2 separate regions of the Homo sapiens genome follow, and region 2 is linked to region 1. The links are chromatin loops, found by intact Hi-C in ENCODE. Cell type or tissue: K562. All regions are shown on one strand.

What was found. Hi-C counts contacts between places; a loop is a spot of excess contacts. Peaks named below come from ENCODE experiments on the same cell type or tissue, not always from the same donor. Only the 100,000 strongest peaks of a DNase experiment are listed, where the experiment ranks them.
Region 2: it touches region 1 in a loop (2.2-fold over the local background); 4 of 110 quality-filtered maps call a loop at or near these places.

Annotation. Positions count from the first base shown.
Region 1 is chr7:127,711,065-127,713,564 of GRCh38, reverse strand. All of the region lies in intron 9 of SND1 (staphylococcal nuclease and tudor domain containing 1), which reads right to left. Among named protein-coding and RNA genes, the nearest start is that of SND1, 60 kb to the right of the region's middle. In K562, no CTCF peak of the experiment used is centred here; no DNase peak of the experiment used is centred here.
Region 2 is chr7:127,796,682-127,799,181 of GRCh38, reverse strand. The region is part of intron 10 of SND1 (staphylococcal nuclease and tudor domain containing 1); the gene reads right to left. Among named protein-coding and RNA genes, the nearest start is that of SND1, 150 kb to the right of the region's middle. RefSeq lists a silencer at 7-354. In K562, no CTCF peak of the experiment used is centred here; a DNase peak (open chromatin) is centred at 1,001.

The DNA of each region.
Region 1 (2,500 bases):
GGTGATTGTTGAAGAGAGAATCACTATTTGTTAAGGCTTCACAATCACATGATCTTGAAAGCAGAATCACTCAGGGAAGACTTGCAGGACTTTCAGACTATGTGAAGGTCCCAGGTATCTTAGAACTTTTTTAGGATTCCCTGAAAAAAGCTGTTTGCCACTAACAGATATTTTAAATCAGGTAAAATGATACAGAACTGCTGTTGAGTTCCAGGTTATGAAAAGTAATGCATGTATTTTTTTCCATTTTTAACTTAATGTTGCTATCCAGTGTTCTACAAGAAAGGCTGGCAAACTATGGCCCAAGGGCCATCCAGCCCACTTCATATTGTTATAAAGTTTTCCTGGAATATTGCCACAACCATTCATTTACACACTGTCCATGTCTGTTCTCCTGCTACCATGGCAGGGTTCAGTAGTTGCAACAGAGACCACATGGCCACCAAGCCTAAAATATTTACAATGTGGTCCTTTAAGAAAAAGCTGTCCAATCCCTGTTTTACAACATATTAGAAAATGAACACACTTAGTGGTATATACTGGTTAACATTTCTAAAGACATGTTTGGCAAATGTGAGCCAAATAATTTCTAAGGAAATAACTGCCAATTACTTGGAGATTTATTCCACTTTCTAAATAACGAAAAAAATTCTCAACTACATGAATATAAACCTATTAGAGACTGGTCAAAAATATTATGTTGCAGCCTACAATGAAATATTACACATCAATTAAAGAAGTAAGCTCTTTATTTTGGGTCCCTCTCTAAACACCTCTAGATAAAAGGGATCTGTAAAACGTATCTATACATAAGCCCAAAAGGAAGAAGATAATGAGAGAGAACACTGCAACAAAACCCTGGAAGCTGGAAAGCAGATGGATGAGTAGTAACTTACTCCACTGACTCACAAAAGCTAAATCCTGAGACAGTGGCGAGAAAACACAATAGGCAATCTGATTTATACCGCAGTCCCACTCTCCCTAATCTGCCAAGACTCAGAAACTGTCAAATCAAGCATCTCAATTGGGAATGAAAATGGGACCAAAAATGATGGATGGTTTCAAATCTTTGTAAGAAGCAGATGGATTTCAAGATGTATACCCTGGCCAGGCATGGTGGGTCACACCTATAATCCCTGCAACTTTGGGAGCTCAAGGTGGGAGGATCACTTGAGCCCAGGAGTTCAAGACCAGCCTGGGCAACATAGGGAGACCTCATCTCTACAAAAAATTTAAAAATTAGCCAGGTGTGTTAGCGTGCACCTGTAGTCCCAGCTATTCGGGAGGCTGAGGCACGAGGATCGCTTAAGCCCATGAGCTTGAAGCTGCAGTGAGCTGTGATGGCACCACTGCACTCCAGCCTGGGTGACAGAGCAAGACCCTGTCTCAAAAACAAACAAGCAAATATGTATACCCTAAATCCCACACTAGGGTCATTGCTTCTAAACTCAGTGTTTTAATATCTTATTCTCAAATAAGACAGAAAACCAAGACTCAGCAAATATCTGAGGAAAGCCTCTAATATGAAAAATAAGGGACCAAAATAACCCAAGAAGGGGAGAGGAGAGGCTTGAAGAACATAGTGAGTGCGCAGTAAAAATGAAACTAAAAAAAAAAAAATCAATTTCGCAGAAAGCTAAGAGATGATTTTTATCTCTGAAGTCAGTATAAAACTTTATTTTTTAAAATAGTAAAAGAGAAACATGCAGAGAACAAAAAAAGTTCTTAAAAAATAAAACAGTATCATGTCAATAAAACTACTGAAAGGTAACTATAAAGAAATCTAAAAAGAATAGAAGATGAGACAGAAAATAGGAGAAAAAAACTGGAAGATGAGCCCACAAAATCCAACAACCAAATAATAGGAGTTCTAGAAAAAAGAGAACAAAGATTCTAGATGGAAACCAACAAAAGAGTTGGGAGAAAAAGTCTCAGAACAAAACAACTAAACATTGAGGCATAATATGCTCAAATATAGATAAACAAAGTGCATCGCTATGAAATGTTGGAACACTAGGATCAAAAAGAATTTGCTAAAACCTTTCAGAAAGAAAAAAATATATAAGGATAAGAAATCAGGATGGTTTCAGATCCATAAAAAAATTAGAAATCAAAAAAGTTTCTGATAACTACTGACAGTGGAGTGATACTGATAGATACAATTCTAATGGAAAATGACTTCTAAAATAAAATTCTATATCCAGCTAAACTATCAAGTGTATGTAGAGAATGGACATGAAAGGTCTCAGAAAATTTACCTCCCAAGCATTCTTTGCCATGAAGTTAGAGAATGTATGCCACTAAAACAAAGTTGCAAATTATAAAGAGAAAGCTGTGAGATCCAGCAATCCTAGCTCCAATCCAAGAGTAAGGCAAAGAAATCCCTCAGGACAATGGTGAAGAAATCCAAAGATGACAGCTCTAAAACAGGCAAAAAGAGAAACCAGTCCAGATTGATGCAGGTTGCAAAGCTCCAAGATACTGTTAGCAGACTGAATGA
Region 2 (2,500 bases), 86 kb before region 1:
CGGTGGTTGTCAGGTTTCAGTGTGCCTAAGAATCTCCTGGGAGCTTATAACCATGCAGACTACCAAGCCCACACCAGATAATCTGACTCAGTAGGTCTGGTGTGATTCCCACAAACGTGCTTTTTAATTTTTGTTCTTTAACACAGTCTCGCTATGTTGTTGCTCCTGATGCAATGGCATGACAAGGGCTCACTGTAGCCTTGACGTTCCAGGCTCACATGATCCTTCCACCTCAGCCTGCCGAGTAGCTGGGGACTATAGGTATGCACCACCACACCCAGCTAATTATTTTAATTTTCTGTAGAGACAGGGTCTTGTTATGTTACCAGGGCTGATATCAAATTCCTGGGTTCAAGTGATCCTCCCGCCTCAGCCTTTCAAAGAGCTAGGATTATAGGCATGAGCCACTGTATCTGACCATGTGAATTTTTAAATAAGTAGCAAGGAGGTCTCCAGGCCACAAAAATGTCTATATTTTAGGCACTTGGCCCCATGACTTTTAAATCGAAGGCAATAAAACAAAGAGGGGGTCAGAGTTTTATTAAATGCAGAAAGCCACACTGGAGAACTTGATTAATGCCAAAATAGTTCAATTAAAAAAAAAAGTAAGTAGGTTAATAAAAATGGGAGAATTCAATACCCCTCCAACTTCTATACAAATAAGACACCAGGAAACATTGTAGTAACAGTGACAAAACAAAATTTCCAAATATTCCTTAGTTCCAGCTACTGGAAGCCTGGGTGTGGGATCTGAGAATCTAAGACAGCAAACCAACCTGGCCATGACAGGAATGGCAAGAGTAGGCATGTCTTGTCTCCTTTCCTGCCCAAGCCCCCAAAGCCATCCAGGGGTCTGGACCCACACTAGCCACAGTGAGAGCAGAAAAGAAGAGGCAGTGGCAATTCCAAGAAACAGTCTTGATTACAAATGTCCCCTGGCAGCTTGCCAGTAGGAGAACAAGAGTTTCACAGGACCAAAGAGGGAAGAAGTAAAGCAAATTTAGGCGGCCTCATGTCCTTAAAGAGCCTGACCCGTTATCTCCAGTGCACAGCATATGATTATATTCCACAGGTACCTGCACACCCTGAAATTAAAGTACCATTTTCAAGACCATCATGTAAGAAAAAAAATCTGCGTCTAAAGAGTGTTCTTCTACTCAATTACATTAGCCAACTAAGAGTATTTCAGAAGCACTTGCTATTTATTGCTCAGACGCAGTAAGGATGAGAGAGGGAAGAGGACAGAGAGAAGGATGGGGAGGAAATAGCAGGAGCCAAGCATGAGGTCTTTGTTCCCCCAAGACCCTGTCAGGACTTTAAATAGCTTAAAGGCTCTAGGGGCTCCCAAACCATTATCCAAGTAGCAAACCATATGCGGTCCCTTCACTTAGCTACAAATACTACTGCAAGGGGGGAAAAAAGGTGAAATAAAAGAACAGTATCACCCCTCACAAACCTAAATGTGAAAGGACCTGAAGGCTCACAAGAAGTTGGGCCACCAGCAGCAAAGTGGCTCCCACACCCACTGAAGAAAATTGAAAACAAAAAGATGCTGGGGCCCTGCCCCATCTTCCTTTCCCTGTGCAGGCATGGCTTCCAACATGTAACCGGACACAAACATTTCCCACCCCCGAAGTGCTCTGAAAGTAAAAATCTGCTCCAAGAGGGAATGAAGTCTATGCTACTTTTCCTAGAGGAACAGTGAGGACTCAGCCAGTAAGCCTGGGATAATGAAGCAGAAAGGGCATCAATTCCTGAAGAGAACAAGGCTTGAGTTCAGTTCTCCTGAAGGCAATGAGGAAAAGAGCTGCCCTCAACCTTGAAATCAAACATTCCCTGAATATTTCATGGCAAACAAATGGCCAAGAGTAGCAGGCAGCTTGATGCTGATCTACTAGAAACCTGGGCTCTACACAGTGATTGTGGCCCAACCTACTGGCCTCCTACTTGGTGGCTTGCCTCGGTTTCCTCTTAAGAATCAGCAAAATAGCCCGGGCACAGCGGCTCACACCTGTAATCCCAGCACTGTGGGAGGGTGAGGTGGGTGGATAACCTGAGGTCAAGAGTTCAAGACCGGCCTGACCAGCATGGTGAAACCCTGTCTCCACTAAAAATACAAAAATTAGCCCAGCATGGTGGCGTTCACCTGTAATCCCAGCTACTCGGGAGGCTGAGATAGGAGAATCGCTTGAACCCAGGAGGTGGAGGTTGCGTTTAGCTGAGATCATGCCACTGCACTCCAGCCTGGGTGACAGAGAGAGACTCAATAGCAAAAAAAAAAAAAAAAAAAAGACTCAGGAAAATAAAAATTATCTGGACTTACTTATGACTTTGTGGTGAAAACCAAGCAAAATTATTTCAAAACTGTAAAAATCAGAAATGGGCTAATTAGTACGAATTAAGGCAAGTCTAAGTTCACACTCAAGGAACATTTTGGCAAATATAAACTCCGTGAGAAAACCAGATCTATACTTTTACTGCTGCTAAGAAGCAAAGCTAC